Regions from separate parts of the Mus musculus genome. Here region 2 is linked to region 1. A link is a loop called in an ENCODE intact Hi-C map of the cell type or tissue named here. Cell type or tissue: gastrocnemius. All regions are shown on one strand. Links, peaks and the distances in the headings refer to the core of each region. The heading gives the core; the rest is flanking DNA. Region 1 overlaps Slc38a10 (solute carrier family 38, member 10). Region 2 holds the start of Gm39486 (a long non-coding RNA gene).

Region 1 (9,308 bases), core at 917-8,916:
GACTGCCTGGATTTTGTGTCCTTAGCTTCTGCTCCTACCAAGGGCTGGACAGCCTCTTTCTGAGTATCAGCACCAGGGGCCATTGCTTCCTTTCCAGTTTCTTTCCTTTCTTCGGAGCCTTCACCAAAGACATCTTGGCGCTGCCCGGCAACTGCCTTGGCAACCTGCTTCTCTGGACTCTTGGGTACCTCAGGAGGGGCTGCCTTGTGCACTGCTTCCAAGTCCCCTGGGACCAGCTCCTTCCCAGCTCCAGCCGCCTTGATGGCAGCTTTCGGGTCTTCTCTCAGATCAATCGGGGCCCCCTGGGGCTCTGTTTCAGAGCCACCAGCAGGAAGGTCAGCAAGGTCTCTGCCTGGCAGCACCTTGACTTCCCCTGGGAGGTGCTGGCCCATGTCTTGGGATGGAGCGGGGCGACCCCTAGGAGCTCCAAGCACGGGTTGCAAAGGCTGTGAAGGGTCATCTCCCAGTGTCTCCCCAGCGTGCTCAGCCTCCTCCTCCTGTCCTCGGAGTACAGCCACCCCAGGCTCTGGCTGCACGTCTGCTGTGAAGGAAGGTGAGCATTGGTTTAGCCAAAGAAATGGACACAAGTTGCTAATGCACTGACTAAAAAGAAACTTTCAAGCAGTTAAGACTCACTAAGAGCTGGGAGATGACTCAACATGTGTGAATGCCTGCTGTTCTTGGAGAAGACCAGAGCTACTTTCCCAGCACCTATCCAGGCAGCTCACAACAGTCTGTAACTAGAGATCTAGGGGACTTGACATCCTCTTCTAGCCGCCACAATACAGACACACATAAGCACACATGTAGTAAAAGTAAATAGAAAAAGGATGATCAAGACTGAAACCTCCTCCTTCACACTCCAGGCTCTGAGCCTCAAAGGTAGCCCCAGACCTGGCTGTCCGGCTGCCTGCTTCCCGGGGCTGGGTCCTACCTACCAGGCTTAGGCTTGTCTTCCTCGCCCTCCTGTCGCTGCTGCCGGATCTCCTTGTGCTGCTCCTCAATCACTGCGAGCAGCTTTTCCTGCTGGTCCAGGAGGCGCTTCTGCTGCACCTGCTGCTCTTGGATCACCTGTAGCAGCACGGCATGGTCCAGCATCTCTGCCCTCCCAGCTTCTGGTGGGGACATACAAAGTCAGATGCACTCCAGATACCGGTGGGACTGCTGGCCTTTCAGTGCTGACAGCGACCCACGGGGAGTCGGTCCTGCCATGCCCGTATCTGCAACACCGTCTGCATTGTCACCCCAGTCCCAGTGTCCCAGTGGCACAGAAGTGAGGCGCTGAGTTAAGGCTAGAGGGCTAAGCCCTAACCAGGGCAGCCTTCCTGACCAGCAGCTGTCCTGCCTGCTTTTCCTCTTCCCTCAGTGGGTCAGACACACTGGTCAATCCCAGATCCCTGTCTGTTTCTGGCTGAAAATGCACACCACATCCACACAAACACTGAGAAGGAATGCACTAGACAGTTAGTTGTAGGTTCTCTGGGCTGGGTGACTCTTCCCTACCGCCTCACACATTTGTTCTAGGACTAACACAAGAGAAAATAAAACCTAAAAGCTACCTTTAAAAAAAGGGGGAGGGGGGCTACAATTTTAAGAAAGTTTCTTGCAAGTGTTCAAGTGGAGCCTGAGAGCTGTCCGTGTGGACTGGAGGCCAGGGTTGGCTGGGTGGAGGCCAGGGATGGCTGGGAACCCAGAAGGAAGGAGCTCCACCTCCTCACTGGGGGCCACGCCCACAGCACAGGTAAGAAAGCCTTCCTATTCAAACTTGCTGTATCCCACCCAGTCACCCCAGCTGCTCTTGGTGGCCACTGGCAAGTACAGCAGGGCTGGCTGGCTTCTCACCCCAAGCACTGGGGTCAGCACTGGGCTATTTACCCACAGCAAGCAGCCAGGGCAGGTTAATCTTCACAACCCATTCATTTTTATACTGGGCATCGTTAGAAGATAGATGGGTTAGGGACTAGGCGTCAGAGCATAATCACGTCTTGTGTGGGCATGGGGTGGAACACACCTTTAATCCTAGCACACAAGATTTAGGCAAGCAGATCTCGGTGAGGTAAGAGGCTAGCCAGGGTTATATAGCTCCCAGGCACAGGGCACACACTCATAGGCTCCCACCAGTAACTAGCTAGAGCAATTCATTGCCAGTGACCTTCCCAGGGGTCACAAGTATGTTCCCATGAGCACGCCCTAGGGTCTCCCCAAACCCTTCAGTAGCCTGTGCAAGGAAAGGCAGGTTGGACCATGGAGAGGATGTTGGGGCCCACCATGAAGAAAAGAGCTGACTTCAAGAAACTCGGCTGGTCCTCTTGCCAGTGCCTAAGGTCCAGACAGAGGCTTGAGAAGGAAAGAACTTCTAACATAGGGCTCCTTTCTTCTCCCTTCACATGTGCTCACTGACTGCACAGCCATGTGACTGTCAGTTACATAAAGATACACAAAGTCACACATACTGCTGGCACTGCCCGACCTGCCAAGAGCAAGGTTCTGAAAGAGCAGGCCCCACGCCTCCTGCATGCCTCAGCGGACGAGCCACGAGCTTGCTCTGGGAGAGGGAAAAAAGGTGGTGTGTCCAGCTGGAAGCCCGGAGGGCAAATGGGAAACATCGTGGCGACTGGCTTTCTTTCCCAAGCCAGAACCTACCAGGAGTGGGTGTCTGGCCAGGATGGAAGCCCTCACACGAGACACAGGCCACACAAACAGCAGCAGGTACATGCAGCCCCAACCCTGTCTCTAGCTCAGGTTTCAGTTGCTTAGAGACACCATTAGGCTGTTCTCTAAGGACAAGGCCACAGGGGCTGAGAAGGAAGAGGGAGCTGGGGGGCTATGCTGTGTCTGGAGGGGTGCCACTCCTTGGGACTGAGCCGTCTTCATGCAGGGCTCTCAGGGGCTGCATGTGCCACCAAGGTCGTCCCCACACTGCCAGGGCCTCCACACACATGCTTCTTTACATCACAGTCCTGAGCCGTACCTGCTACTAGCTTTTTAATTTCAGCTGTCCGTCCCATTGAGAGGCATATGGAAGAGAGGCACAATAGGAAACCATGAAAAGTCTCTTCTTCAGAAAGAAAAAAACAATCAAAGAATCAAACATGTTTAGGTGACAGATTACAGAAACTGGAACCAACAAATTTAGTCAGACTAAAACCAGAGACAAAAATAACAAGTGTGGGAAAGTTCCACAAATAAGTTGTGAGCTCCAACCAAGCAGAAGAAAGCTCTGGGTTCTACCTTCCAGGTCTGCACTGTCAGCCAGGAGCAGTGGCTGAGCAGCTGCTCAGGCCTGGCCTTCAGGGCTGAATGAGAAGCAAAGCCTCAGTCTTTTCAAACCCACTTCGGGGCACGAGTACCCTAGGCAGGCCCAGGTCAGACTTCAGCTGAGGGTTCACCAAAACCAACTAGGCAGGTGGTCACTAGAGGGCTCCTGGGCGGGCTAGCACTGCAGCCCCTGCACAAGAAACATCACAGGGAGACCATAAAGCCAAAACGGACACGAAACTTTAGAGGAACTCAGGGCACATCAGCCGTGGCAAACTTCAAGTGCTGGGGGACACGGGGCATGCTGCTGGCCACCAACACCACCCCAGCCCGACCTGAGCACAGGTCCATCTCAGGCACAGCCTTCAAATGAGTCTTCAAACCTGTGTACCAAGGCCTCCCTCCCAGCCTTTAAGCAAGAGTAGAGAAAATATTAACCTGCTTAAAGATGAAATCAAAATAGTAGTTAAAAGCCATGTGACCATTTGACACCTCTTTTAGGGGCACAAAAGGGGAGATTAAAAACAACCCTAGAGAGGTGAGAAATAGGGAGGGGTCACTGGAGGTGTTTCCTTAGCATAAAAACCAAGCAGCAGAAACTGTGGAGGCAGGAGGGACCCAGGAGCACCCACCCCACTCCAGCTCATTCTGGGGCTCCTCCCAAAGGGCCAGCCTCACCTTCCAGCTTGCTCCCCGCCTGGTCTCCACCCTGTTGCTCAGCCTCCTTCTTCTCCCTCTGCTCTGCAGCCTCCGGCCTTTGCACAGGGAGGCCCGCCTTCCCACCTGCACACAGGGAGACTCAGCTGCTTTGTTGGAAAGTCAGAGTTGGGCGTGGGGTGAGGGGCTGGCAGATGTTTCCTAAAATGACTCTATAGCTAGCCCCCCCCCCCTCCAGCACAGTTTATATCCAACCTAATGATTACCAGGGAAGTAATAAAGAAATATTTAACAATCTCAGCTGATGGCTGTGAGCCAATGGTGACTACCTGAGCCAATTAAAATGCGAGCGCCGTCCTAACCAGCTCTTAGACGGGTACTTAACAGTGTGTTACCTGTCAAGCGTTCCTGCACTGTCCCCCGTGTGCACCCCCAGAACAGCCTGGCACCTGACATTTAGTGGTCTGGCAACAACTGTGTGACAGATATTATGGAAGCTGTCAAGCTCCCAGGCTCTTCTTCACTCCACAAGCTGCTGAAGGGGCCGTGACATTCACATGCTAATCATGTGGAATGGGAGGGCTGGGGACTGAGAAGGACTAGCCCATTTCTGCTGCACCCACCAAGGGAGCTCCCCTTGGCGACTGACACTCACCAGCATCGCTCTCAGCAGCACTCTCCACGGGCTTCCACAGGGCGCCTCCAGCCTTCTGTGCAGGCTCCCTGCCGTCATCTGCTGCCAGAGCCTTCAGCTCCACAGAGTCCCTGGCCTGGGCAGCTGGCTGCGGATCCCTATTTCCTGGCCTGGAATCTTCCTTCCTGGGCTGCACAGGTGGCTGGCCATTTGCTTCTGGAACCTTCTGAGGATGTTCAGTTTCTCCTACTGCCAGGACTTGCCCGGGTCTCTTTCCTTCCCCTCCTCTCTCAGGTTCCTGCTTCTCCTTCTCTGACTCAGGCAGAGGTGGTGCCCCTTGACCCCTGCCTGCAGGGTCTCCTTCATCTGGGAGCCTGGGAGGTGGCTTTTTCTCCTCTGGCCCTTCTTGGTCCTGGCCTTCATCCACCACCACTTTATCATGAGGGATGGGAGGCTCATGGCGATGGGCCTCACCCATAGGGACAGCAATACCTGGAAGGGCATAAGGACAGGTGGAGGAGATGAGGCTGAAGTTCCTAGGAATTAGAACGGTCCTCTGGCTCTCAAGTGTGACATGACCATGACCATGACCTCAGGTCCTCTACAGCTATCTGAGGACTGCCAGGACACTAGAATGGTAATGTCACAAGAGGAACAGTAGAGGGCAGCTGTCTTGACCAAGGGGAAGGTGGAGCACAGGTCTAGGCTAAGTTAGACATGCGAGCCCTTCACAGGGTTGCTTAAGCCTTTCTCTGTCAAGGCAGCTGGTTGGGGCCGTTTATTTAGCACTCACCTTGGCCGGGGCGATCCAGCTGTGCGGCTTCCTGCTTCTCCTTGGGAGCTTCCCCGCCAGGCACATCTACAGGACCCTTGATCTGGGCCTGCTCCAGTACCTCTTTGTCCTCTGCTGGCTTTAGCTTCTCTTGGCTATCCTCAGCAACAACTACAACGGGATCCTGGACTGCAAGCAAAGCATAGTGAGCCACCAGAAACCAGTACAGGCTGGGCCAAATGGCAGAATGGAGGTTTCTTCCTGTTTAATCATGATTATCAGCTAAATGGCACAGAATCCTTCCTTTTCATTCATGATAAAAAAAACATCAAAATTCAATTTATACCTGTAGTCAGATGACATGCTGTGTAATACTTGTCCACAACCACCAGGTGGCAGCGTGAGCACACAGCCAGGCAATGTCCCTAGGGTCTTCCAGCAGGGACCAACTGCTTGCCCTGAGACCTAAACTGAAGGACTTTTAAGGATATGGTTGGGTGGGCCTGTCAACCTCTTGCTGTTGGTGGGGGAAACTCACACAAGGTGAGACGAAAGGAGAGGCTGGCAAAGTTGTCCACATGCCCACAAATGCATAGGGGTCCATGTTCCATCAGAAACCACAGCAGAGTATTGTGGCTCCAGAATTGGAGAAAACTAGCTTCACTGAAAAGACTGCTTTTGAGAGCTTGGGACCTAGCTGGGCTGGTAGCACACACAGGCCCTGGCCAGGGCTCAGTACCAGCATAACATAAACTAGGTATGGCATCATCATATGCTTTGGAGGGGGATGTGGGAACCTTATAGATTCTAGGTCATCCCCGGGCTAGTTTCAGGCTAGCCTGGGCTACGTGAAATCCTATCTCAAAAAAACAAAAAAACCATGTTCAAGTGCTGGGCAATCATAAGAGGATCTGAAGAGCTATGCAGATGAAAAACCACCTTAGAAAACAGAATGTGAAGACGGCCATGTGGTTCTGAGCACTGACTGCTTGTGCAAAGGGCCTGGTGTGGTCCCTAGTACCCACACCGGGGTTCAGACCATCCCTAACTCCACTTCTCGTTGGTCTGATGCATCTTCTAAGCTTTTCAGGCAGCAGGCATACACATGGTATACAAACACACACATACGAGAAAAAAAGTTAAGGTTTGTTTGTTTGTTTGGGGTTTTTGTTTTGTTTTGTTTTTAATGGCTGTCCAGGAGCTCAAAGATCCACCTGCCTCTGCCTCTGCTGGGATTAAAGGCGTGCACCACCATCACCCAGCTAAGAAGAAAAACCTTTTAAAACAACAGCAAAGGCCAGTCTACTCTGAGTGGTGTCCCACTCATGTTCAGGTGAGGCGGCGGCCTGCTGTTCACTGTCTGGAGCCCTGGGGCAGGCTCCGCATGGCAGCTAAGCATTTGGCTCAGTGACCACGCAGGTATGGGGTTGCCCTGATGCTCTTCTGAGAGGCCTCTCAGGATTGCCAAGCCTGTCTGTGTTCTAAGATAGGAAGTAGCCTGTCAGGCAGAAGCTGTGAGCCTGTGAAGGTTTTCTAGGCCCTACTACCAGCAGTGAGCTCCAGGAATTCATGGCTGCTGGCCAGCACTGGACATGGGCTCTCCAAGACAGAAACAGACCTTTCATCAGGAATGCATGTTGACAATGCCCTCAGCCACAACCAAACATAAACTTCCAGAGCTGGCAGCTCTCACCCTGCACAGCCCCTCCCATTTGTTTCCAATTTCAAGGCAATCACAGGGTGGAAACAGAAAACAGTGTGGTGGTGAGGTTCACCTGCCTTACTGGCCAACTGACAACCAAGAAGTGAAGGCTTGGCCTGGTATGGCCCCAAGGAGGGATGGCAATGCTCAATGAGTAGGACTCCTCACACACTCTGCTGGCCATCCCCTGTAGTCATCAGGCTTGCTGACAGTAACTGGAGCCAGCAAAGACCCATGTTTTGTCCTCCCATGCACAGATGGACCAATGAGGTGACAAGCCACACGCTCACCTGCTACAGTGCTTCCCTAAGGGACAGACAGGAGTCCTGCCTCCCAGACAGCAATTCCACTGCGAATATCCTTTCCTTCTTTATCCAGTGTGGAGAGGGCCCAAAGGCCCGCCTCAGGAGGTCTTGCTTGTGGAACAGGGCTTGCTACAGGCTGTAAGTGTTCTCCTTTCTTCTCTCCTCCCTCCTCCCCTGGCCCTCTCGGAGACAAGCTCTACCACTCCACCCGTCTACCAGACTTGAGGCTGCTTCTGCCTCTGAGGAGCTGGACAGCAGGTCCCACATCCCAGTGGAGGTCTGCTGGTCACTGGCCTCCTGCGTTCATGCTCACCCCTGCATGCTAGCATCCAACCTAGAGATGCTAAAAGCCTTCTCCCTCTGGATGAGGTCCTGCTGGTGCAAGAACCATTGCACCTCTCAAGAGCTCAGCAACCCAGGCTCCTGAGGAAGCCAGCCCCTGTTCTAGGGAGCTATCCTAATAACCAGTTTCTGCTTTGTTCTCCAGGCTTCAGTGAGGAAAGTGTTACCTGCTGAGGTCTGACTTACAACCCAATCTTTTGGGCTTAGCTGGATGGCTCCATAGCTCATCTGTCCAATTATGGCTCAGACAATAAGCTCCTGCGAGCTGGGGGGCTAAGCTAATGACCAGGGCTGACATTGTAGTGTTAGCATCAGCAAGGAAGCCTTCTGAGCCCTTCACTCTTGGTTCTTCCTACACATGAAGCAGGTGCAAGGGAAAGCTAGCACCTCGCCCCTTGAGCAGCACCTCAGCCACAGCACACACAGGTCTGACATAGGTCAGCAGCTACCCAAGGGGAACCCTTCTGATCCAGCAGGTCCCATGAAGACCACCACCCCAGGGAAGGCTGTGAAACGAGCCCACTGCATCTCCTAGATAGTTTGGCAGAAAAACTGAACGTGAAAATAGTAGGACAAAGGAGCACATGATGTAAAGTGCTTTTAAAACCTCATGAGGCACAGAAGAGAGGTGACAGGAGGTCAGCCAAGGAGGGAGGAACATATAGCAGCAGGGTCTATCCTGGATGAATCTTGACACTATCTAAGGCTCTGGGACCTCTGCAACCTCCACAAGTGGCCAAGGCAGGTGGCAGCAGAAACCATGGAAGGTCCCAGAGAAGAGCGATGACAAGAAGACAGAGGAAAGGTCTATTCGAAGACTCTGGGATACAGTCATGTGCCTGACAGGGACCCAAGGTCACCTGTACCTGGCACCCACGGCACCCCATGGCCACGTGGCATAGCCCCCTAACTTCTACTTCCCACTAACTAACCGGTGCTGTCCCACATGCTGCAGAAGCAGGAGGCCTGGGGAATGGCTTGAGCTGTCCTGTCCCAGGGTGCACAAGGTGGGTGGGCAAGAGGAGAAAAGGAAGCAACAGCACAAAAGTGTTCCGAGGAGGAGCCAGAACTCTACAAAGTCCAAACTGTCCCCAAGACCATCTAGGGCACCATCAGGCACAGAGATAAAGAGCCTAACTAGGCTTTTTAAATGGATAACTGTCTTCTTGAGCATTCACAGGGACTCGGCCAGGCTTACCAAAGGCTCACGAGGCCAAGCATGGGGCTTTGGCTGCACTCGATAGTCACATGTACCACGTGAGAGTACAGTGCAGTCACAGCACAGTCACATGTACCACGTGAGAGTGCAGTGCAGTCATAGCACAGTCACGTGTACCACGTGAGAGTGCAGTGCAGTCACAGCACAGTCACGTGTGCCACGTGAGAGTGCAGTGCAGTCACAGCAGTCACGTGTGCCACGTGAGAGTGCAGTGCAGTCACAGCAGTCACGTGTACCACGTGAGAGTGCAGTGCAGTCACAGCAGTCACGTGTACCACGTGAGAGTGCAGTGCAATCACAGCAGTCACATGTACCACGTGAGAGTGCAGTGCAGTCACAGCACAGTCACGTGTACCACGTGAGAGTGCAGTGCAGTGCAGTCACAGCACAGTCATGTGTGCCACGTGAGAGTGCAGTGC
Region 2 (9,308 bases), core at 555-8,554, 59 kb after region 1:
CCAGGCAGACAGGCCCAGCTGCTGAGCCTGTAAGCTATAAACCGGATGGAGACCAGGCTCGGTGTCAGGAGACAGCTCGAGTGCCTTTTAAAAATTGTAATCTCTTTTTATTTCCCCCACTCTCCCCTCCCTCCTCCCTCCAGACCATAACCTCCAGTCACTCCTCCCCTCTTCCTGTGCTGCTGGAGGTGACCTTGGTGCCCAGACCTTAGTGTGAGGCCGCTAGAGCCAGCAAGGACGCCCTTCTCACCTTGAATATCCGTGTCAGGAGCACAGTGTGGGAGAAGGAGGCAGGCTGTGGCGTGGCAAGAAACTGCCCTCTCCAAGGTGACCCACCACCTGCAGCTGCCCAGCGCAAGAGTCTAGAAACCGAGGCTGGAGCCCTTGAGGCTTGAGGTAAATGACAGTGCCCTTCTGCAACCCACTCCCCTGGATAATGGAGGCTGACACCACCGGACTCCAGGAGCTCAGCAGAGCTGTGCCTGACCTCTTGCAACTTGCTTCCAGGGAAACCCAGCTGTACGCCGTCAGCCCATTTTATGGTAGAGAAAAAACAGCCAGACAGCTCTGGAAGTTGCCCCACGGTTAGCTAGCGGACAGTTAGGCTGGATTAAGATCTTGTCTGTCTGTCTGTTCCTCAGGAACTCTGGGATCTCAGTGCTCCGAGCTATGATGTCCAGATGATCCCTCAGGCCACTGGGCCACAGCCACAGTGTCCCCAAGGCCTGAGGATTACCATTTCTCACACTCTAGGGGGACAGGTAAGCTTTGTCTATGGTGACAAAAGCCAAGAGCAGGGGACAGAGGAACCTTCACCTAGCAGCACGGGGCTTCCCTCATGACCCAGGATTAGGCAGAAGATGCTATGTGGGGACTAGTCTGAGAAAGATGCAGGTTTGCATCCCCCAGGCTCTGGAGGCCAGTTTACCAGGGGAGGGGAAATCATGGGAGCTCAAGGCTTCCACACAGGTCTGGGTGGCCAAAGCAACAGAACATGGAGGTCATGTGTCTAGGGAAAGGGTTAGACAGAGGTGACAATCTAGCAATAGAGGATTGGGACCAGGGAAGAGCCAAGAATGGAAGTCAGCGATCCTGTCGGCCCGTGCCAGCCCAATTGCCCTCCCAGACACAGAATTCACTACATAAACCCGGTTAGGGCTCCCAGCCCTGCAGGGGTACAGTGAGTCTCCTGGAATCCCGAAGACAGCTTCCAGGCTTCCTTTCATCCTGTCTCCTGAAGCCTGCATGTCTGATATGGAGGGCTCTGGAACCACCTGGGGCCTAGGGCCTGGGCTATGTATTGAAGGTTATCTTCTAGTCTTCTGGGAGAATAATACCAGAGATTGTACAACCTCCATCCAGGGAGCTGAGGTGTATTCATTCCTCTCAAGGCTCAGCTGGACCAGAGTTCCCATCAGCTTTGAGCCTAGACTCTCTGCAGGTGCTTTCTGGGGACCAAGCACAGCACTGCTCATTCCCATGTCCCTCAGCCAAGAGTAAGCAGGCACCTCCAAACAGGGGCTTCCACAGCAGCTGCTCTGAGGTCTGAGCAGGCAGCACAGCCACAGGTTCCCAGCTTCCCCAGGCTGAGGTCTTCGGATCCTAGAACAGCCCAAATCTCCTAGCTTCCCAGCCTCTGCCTCCCCCATCTTCCTGGGCCTTTCAAGCCCTCTCTCCTGACCCAGCCCCTTCTGTGGTACCACCTATTCTCTTCCCTCAGAACCCTTCCCCGGGGTTACCTCGGACACACACTACCTGAAGTCAGGGCTACTTCAAGCAGCTTAGTTGTCCCTACACCCCAGCCAGTGGCTGTGCCTTATCGAAATAAAAATGCATGTATACAAGTGCACACACACACACACACACACACACACACACACACACACACATATGCGCGCATGCATGCACCCCCCCCCCCATTGACTTCTGGCCTTAGGCTCTCAAATATAGGCTGAGGGTTTGTGGGGACTTGCCCTGCAGCTACATGTGCCCAGTGAGAACAGAGCATTTGTGGGGGCCTTGAGCTAGGAAGCCCATGTGTTTATCCCAGGAGACGGTTCCTTGGGGTACAGAGGAGAGGGGAGACCTTTGCTTATCTTCCTTCCCCATTTCTGGTCTTGCTTCTGGACAATGGAACCGCACAGGACTAGTCTGTTTGCCCCACTCTGATCAGACCCTCTCTTTCAGGTAATGTGTGGGTCTTCTTGCTGCCTTCCTGGAAGAGAACCAAAGGCAGATGTGGGTAGATTTTTCTCCCTCTCCTGTGTAATTTAACCTTTTAACCTTCCAGCATCCTCACAAGCCCTGAGCTCTTAAGGAAGCCTGGCTTGTGCCGCAGGGTCATCCTAGCTCATTACCCAAGCCTTGTTTCCCTTGTTTATCTCCTTGAGCTAGGCATACTGGTCTCTGCCCTTCTATCTGTCTAGTTTCACTCCCTTTTCTACCACTTCTTTCTCTCCCCCCCCCCCCACACTCCCCTTCTTTTTCTCAGCTGCATCTGAACTCCAGGATGTTAAGCACTGGGTCCCCCGCGGTGCAGGAGTAGACTTATGTAGGGCAGCTTTGGCTCATGGGGCCACCTGACACGGAAAGCAGGTTTCAGCCACCAGGCCTGAGGCCAGCATGCTATAAGAAATGGTATCCACGGGCAGACACTGGGATTTGGGGCCTGCCCAGCCCATCCAAGAAAACCCAAGGGTGACTGGACTTGAACAAACAAGTCAGGCCAAGGTCACTTGGGACTTTCTATGTTCCAGGGTGTCCTTGGTCTGCCCAGGACTGTAAATCAAACAGGCATGGTACATAGCCCTACTCGGGTCCAAATTTTGTTGTGTGTGTGTCTTTCTCTTTTCAAATTTAAGTTTATTTATTTTTTCCATGTCTCAAATTTTCTAAGCTTTCTAACTGATAGAGCAAAAGAAAACTCAGGAAGCCGGCAAGGTTAGGGGCTCATGTGGGCTGGTGTTTCAGGTTAGGGGCTGGAGGGGGGTCCTTCAATGCAGGGGAAGGTCAGGAGGCCATTGTGGCTTGCAGCCTCTACTTCAGGCACTAGAGAGACCTAGGTGACTCTCTGCCCTTCAGTTTCTTCTGGACTGAAGGTTTGTGCCTGCAGCTAACACTTCCCCTCAGCCCCTGCCTACACCTGACTCTTGTTCCTCAGTGGGGCTGGACAGGGCCGCTGGAGCTCTCTCTTCCCAGACACACAGCTCTCTCCCACAAAATAGTTTAATGCAACTTAATGGCTTGAAGTTGATGTAAAAATTACAGGCACACGGCTGGGGTGGGGTGGGGGCCTCGTAAGAAATCCTTTAGAAAATATAATTGAGTTAATGGAGCCATAACTGCGGCTCATTTTGGGGGTAATTGGCCCGCTTTTTGTCACCCCGTCCATTTACATACTCCTGTTTTCTTTTTGCGATTGATTTTTTCTTTATAAAGTGGGCCACTTTACTGCAATTTTTACAGCCCCAGTGATGAATAAAACCTCATCTTCCCGCTCATTAAGACACTGGAATTAGCCGGGCCCAGGGCCCCACCAGGCAATTTGCTTAACAATCCCAAGGCCGCAGCAGCAGGCGGGGCCAAGCTCCGGAAGGTGGGTCCTGGACCCTGATTCACCTCCCAAGGAAGGAAAGGAGGACAGAAATCTGCCTCTAACTACCCAACCTTGAACTTAACACATCCTCTCTCTCCTCCCGCCTTCCTCTCCTGCTGAAGGCTTCTTCGGCCTTGGACTCTCCTCCCTACAGCCGGCCTCCTACTGCTGTCACTCAGAGGCCCCACCCACCCGCCCCTGACTGCAGATCAGGGTCACGCTTTCTAGAAAATACTATTATTTTTAATTATATATATATAAATCTATATACACACAGAGTGAGTGTGTCTGTTAGCACAATGGAACATAAAACGGAACCGGAGCTCTGGGAAGGGTGGGTGATCCAGCACCGAGCCATTCTCTCTGCAAAGGCAGGAATAGTAGGCATCCTTAAACGGGTCGGGACCAACTCACCTGCCACTGGCAACCTGCTGTTTGATTTTGACTTTACTCTCTTCTTCCAGTCCTATGACCAAACCCAGGGCATCCTGGGTGCTAGGTTACCACCGAGCTCTGCCCCTGCTCTCTCTTTACCTTCCGTTTCCAGACAAGGTCTCTCAAAATTGCCCAAACTGAGCTTGAACTCCTCCCTGTAGCTGAGGCAGGCCTTGAGTTTTGATCCTTCGGCTTCAGTCCCCCCCCCCCCCCCAGTAGCTGCAATCAGAAGCCTGCAAATGCCAGGCCTAAGTCACTTGGCTATCTTCCACGGCATTGTACATGGATCCACGTGGGGTTTTTTTTTTCTGACTTTATAATACTTCCATACATGTGAACAGGCCTCCTGCATCACACGCTCCTGCCATGAAATACTGTACCACCATAATTTCTGTCTTAGTTTCTCTTCCAGTTGATGTAAAGAATTCTTACCAGCTAGGCATGCCGGTTCTTCTGTCTGGTTTGTGCGGCCCTAGCAGTCTCAGCTCCTTAGAGGAGCACCTTTAAGGGCCCCCACCTGTCTCCCAACATCGTTTCAAATTTGTCTGGGGATCAGACTGGAGCCTGTACTAACAGGATTTGGGTGACACTAAACCATAGGGGCCACACTCAGAACCACTGCGCCAGGCCAAATCCTCGGTGTAGGCAGTCACTGTGGGCAGCGGGCCTCACCTATGCCGGGAGGAGGAGGAGGAGGGTGCGTCCTTAGGCACGACCCCCCGAAACCTAACACCCCGCTAGGCAGAAAAGGAGGCAGGCAATGAACTCAGGTAATGGAGAGTCAAGGGCTCCGAGCTAAGTGACCTTATCTCGGCAGCCCCCCAAACTTGGACCCACCCGCCAATGGTGCCCTCTGCTGGCCATCCCAGTCTCTGACAGGAAGGCTAATTGGCTCAGGAATCAAGCATAGTCGGTTCTGATTGGTCACACTGGGCCGGTGGGCTAGGATACTGTGATTGACAGCCAGATCAGGAAGCAGTCAGTCGGAAAAGCTGTCTGGGCACCTTGTTTGGATCAAGCTCTTCATACAAACAAGAAAAAGCCTTTCTCCTTCCCACCCGTACAGCGTGGCTCCATCCCTGTATAATCACAGAAGTGGAGTTACTTCTGACCCAGAAGCCTCCACGCATGCTCTGACTATGTTAGAGTGTGAGGAGAGCCACAGTCATTCTAAGAAAGCTGGTTGTCAGTCCTGAGTGTCAGTCCTGAGTGTCAGGTTGATCGACCTCTTCTGAGGAGAGTGCTTTGCAGCTGAGCTGGGTTACACCTCTGCTTCCTTGTTTTCCTGGAGAGAGCGTGTGGGGCACCCGGGACACTTGTAGGCAGATTGTGGGATGGAGAACGGACAGCTCCATCCCTGGAGGCAGGTGTCTACTTTCTGGAGAGGATGGGGATGCAGGCAGGGGTTACTGTTATTCATGGTGTCCCCTAGAGACATAGGGGATTGGGGGGAGTGTAGGATGGTTTAGATTCCAATTGTGTCACCTCCTTCAAGGTCTGAGTGGAAGGGCTCTTTGGCAACTCTTCAGGGGAGGCAGTCCACGTGCCTGCCAACCTGGACTCCTTGCTGAGAGGGATGGGAACCCTCTAGCCTGTGCCACACAGTAAGGCATTCTGGACTGGCAGGGCACAGATAGCTGCAGACCCTTGAGGACAGGAAGCCAAGACTTTAGGGACAGTGAGTACAGCCGCAGGAAAACCCGCAGGACCCGAGGAAGTTCACCAGAACTAGAGGAGATACATGAGCCTTTTTGGAAACCATGGACGCCAGTGCCAAGTCATACAACTGCCTGGGTGCTGTGGATGCCTGTGCTCTCCCATGACAAGCAGAGTCGTGGGTAATGGGAGCCAAGTTCCCTATACTTCACCCAGGGTCTGTCCCGGATGCTCCTGGCTGGGGTGCTTCCTACAGTATGACCTGACCACTTAGATACCTCACAGCCACCCCCATGGTCCCTCTCCATCCCTTGGTCCAAAGGGAACTTCACGTTCCCTCCATGGGTCCACAGACCCAAGTGGACTTTGTGGTCCCTGGATTTCGAGCCTCAGCTGCAGGATCCCTGTCCAGGCGTCACTGTTGATCCTGCTGCCTGGGGCAGGCCAGGTCCCCACTCAGGCCCCTATCTTCAGCATTTGTTGGTTCTGACTCCAAGGTCCTCCCTCCTCAAATGGAAAAGCGTAGCAAAGAGACTGGGCAGAAAAGGAGACTCCCTGCAGTCTCTAGCTCCTCTGCCCAGTGCTGGGGGTGAAAAGGATGAGCAGGTGAAGCCTCCAAGAAACCTGGTCTGTCTCCACCCCAGGACTCTGATCCACTTTCCAGGAGAAGGTGTGGTGTGGTGGGACAATGGACAGGCTGAAGTTTTGTGTTCTTTTCCTGGGGGAAGAGATGGAGACCGAGTGTGACCATGTTGGGAGTTGGATACTCCAGCCCCTAGGCTGCCTCTTCCAACGTGTCATGAGAAACCCCCAGGGGATCACTATGTAGCTCTGGCTGACCTGGAACTTCACATGTAATCAGGCTGGCCTCAAACTTGTAATCCTCCTGCCTCAGCCTTCCAGGTCTTGGCATTACAGGCTTGCTCTACAATACATAGTTCCAGCAGCTGTTTTCTGCAACAACTGAAAGCTGAGGTCATCGAGAGGCCAGCAGGGTAGAGGAGGCCCTACCCTCCAGCAGGAGAGCCCTCCCTCCCCCTGCTGCCCCATGGCCTGGCTAGACCTGGGCCCCAGAGAGTTGGGGGTGGCTCCACAGCCCAGGAGCCACAAAGGGCAGAGAGAGTGCAGGCGGCCAGCCGCCAGCAGGGCCGCCAACAATGTGGTTTCAATCTAATTGTCCCAAAATATTGTTACAACACAAACCACGTGCCATCCATTCACCTGCAACTGATCAGCCGCAAAGCTACCGGATAAACGGGCTGCACACTCTGCCTGGCTCTGCATCTGGCCTGCTTTCTGCCTGAGCAAGGACGGTCAGGACAAGGGGCTAGGCTCTGTGGTCTACCAGCCCAGTGGTCCCGGTAGATGAGTCAGGACTCTGGGCCTCAGAAGCTCAAGAGGGAGCTAAGGACTGCACCATAGCTGAAACTTGGTCAGTAGAGATGTGTCCAGTTAGTGGTGGCCCAGGAGGCTCATTGTCGTCACTGTGAAGTGCTGGGATCTTCACCCCGGGAAGAAACGTCTGCACACCCATCACAGTAGCGGCAAAATGGGCTTCAAAGGCTCCCAGGTCTCCCATCCACCCATCCATCCATCCATCCATCCATCCATCCATAAGACTTGAGTGACTGTGGGTGGAGTAAATTGAAGACAGCCTGACTTAGCCATGGAGGAAACTGAGTCTCACAGAAGGGGTGGGCACTCCACATCCAATAACAGAGAGCTGTAGCAGTAAACACCAGAACCTGGCCTGGTACCTTGCTCTCCAAAGACACAGGTCCCTATAAAGGAACCTGGAGGCTTGATCTCCAGGGGGACAGGTTATGACCAGCAAGTGCTAGAGTGGCCAGCAGCTCTCACTATACCCCCCGGAGCCCAACCTCAAGGCCTTAAGTGATAATGGTGTGATAGGAGATGGGAAACAGGATAACAACGAACCCATAGGTTGGGGACAACCCAGCTTCTCACAGTGACTCAGGATCTTCCAGAGAAAGGAAGCCCCATCCGATGATAAATATGCAAGGGTATACCTGACACCACCACAGGGTGAGCAAGGAGGGCCACAGGCTCTGAAGGGCAAGCTGGGGATGTCAGGGAAGAGTCCACCCCACTGGGTAAGCACAGTACAGAGAAGAGGGACTATGTGTGGACCCTCGCGGCTTAGCACCTGATAACAGCCTGGGCAGCTTGAACGTCATTTGCCTTCCAACAAGTATGGAGTGGCAGTCCAGTGTCGAGATGCTATGGCACTGGCCCCTGGGGAGCTCAGGGAAGACTTGCTCTCACCTGACCCAGCAGCTGGGGCTCTGAATCTGAAGGCCGGTAGGTAATGTCAGGATTACCGTAGCCTCAGCCTTTCTCCAGCCTTTCTTTCCTGATGTGGGCCTTCTCTCATCTCTGGTTTTATGGTGCAATGGTCCATGTTCCATTGGATTTAGGGACCACTCCAACCCAGCATGAGCTCATCTCAAGATCCCTATGTGAGAGACTAGACCAGTGTTTCTCAACCGTCCTGACATTGTGACCCTTGTTGTGGTGACCCTCAACCATAAAATTATGTTGATGCTACTAAAGTAATTTTGCTACTGTTATGAATTGTAACATAAATATTTTTGGATACAGGTTTGTCAAAGGGGTCCAGACCCACAGGTTGAGAACCACTGTGCTGGGGCGCTGGCTCAGCAGTTAAGGACACTTGCTACTCTTGCAGAGGACCCGAGTTCATTTCTTAGAACTCCCGCCGGACAATTCACAACCCTCTGTGACTGCAGCTCCCAGGGACCCGACGCCCTTTCCTGGCTTTCGTGGGCACCTGTGTGAGCATGAGCGTGCACACGTAGATGCAAAATAGAATAACATTTTGTTTTGCTTTAATTCTTAAAAGAGACTCAGAGACGTAAAGCAATCTACCTTGAGGCAGCACAGCTGTGAAATAGACAATTTAGTGGTCTGTGCTTTGCTGTAGAACAAAGTCTGGAAAGAATCGATAGAAGTCCGGGGCCTCCAGGTGCAGAAATACGGGCGCGGATATCTGGCAGAGAGGAGAGCAACGTCTCCAAGTGTCGCTTCGAGCCTGTGTGTCTCGAGTCTGTGTGTGGAGATAGTTACTCATCTGAACAGCTTGGAGCCCAGAAGGGCTGTAACTGCATTTTAGCATCACACAGTGGTCAGAGACAGAGGAAGCACTCCCGGCTCTCACTCCGGGGACTGCCTCCCACAGCCCGGAGCTAGGACTAGCCTTTAGGATCGTGCGTGGTAAGCAACTCTCACATCATAGACAGAGTTGAGCACCTCCACAGAGAGCTTTCCTTGTCAGTGGATAATAATGAGATGTGAGCTGTACAGAGAAAAGATGCTACCTCATGACCAGGGGTAGCTCTTCCTGTGGCTCCGGAAGCTCTCTTGGGGTGGCAGCAATTGCCCCCGAGCAGTGGATACTGTGAGAAATCAGAAGACCCATACTCCATTTGCATTACTGACAAACTCTGCTTGCTACCCACTCTCTGGCCATAGAGCAAAGTGGGCAGGGCTGCCTTGAATCTCTTGTTGAAGTAGAGCTGAATGGCGGGCGCGCAATGAGGAGCTAGGATGGACTCCCATCCCTTAGAGAGAACCCAGGTAG

Evidence for each region. Hi-C counts contacts between places; a loop is a spot of excess contacts. Peaks named below come from ENCODE experiments on the same cell type or tissue, not always from the same donor. Only the 100,000 strongest peaks of a DNase experiment are listed, where the experiment ranks them.
Region 2: it touches region 1 in a loop (4-fold over the local background); 11 of 42 quality-filtered maps call a loop at or near these places.

Annotation. Positions count from the first base shown.
Region 1 is chr11:120,105,496-120,114,803 of GRCm38, forward strand. It overlaps Slc38a10 (solute carrier family 38, member 10), which reads right to left. Exons shown (of 17, transcript NM_024249.5): 12 at 5,343-5,510; 13 at 4,571-5,041; 14 at 3,937-4,041; 15 at 2,972-2,995; 16 at 939-1,115; 17 at 1-541. Among named protein-coding and RNA genes, the nearest start is that of Ndufaf8, 11 kb to the left of the region's middle. In gastrocnemius, for the core only: CTCF peaks have their summits at 5,198 (motif pointing right) and 5,713 (motif pointing right); DNase peaks (open chromatin) are centred at 5,739, 6,891 and 7,132; H3K27ac peaks cover 315 bases.
Region 2 is chr11:120,164,577-120,173,884 of GRCm38, forward strand. Gm39486 (a long non-coding RNA gene) reads right to left here and starts at 865. Exons shown (of 4, transcript XR_003949835.1): 1 at 251-865. In gastrocnemius, for the core only: a CTCF peak has its summit at 4,883 (motif pointing left); a DNase peak (open chromatin) is centred at 4,898; H3K4me3 peaks cover 876 bases; H3K27ac peaks cover 855 bases.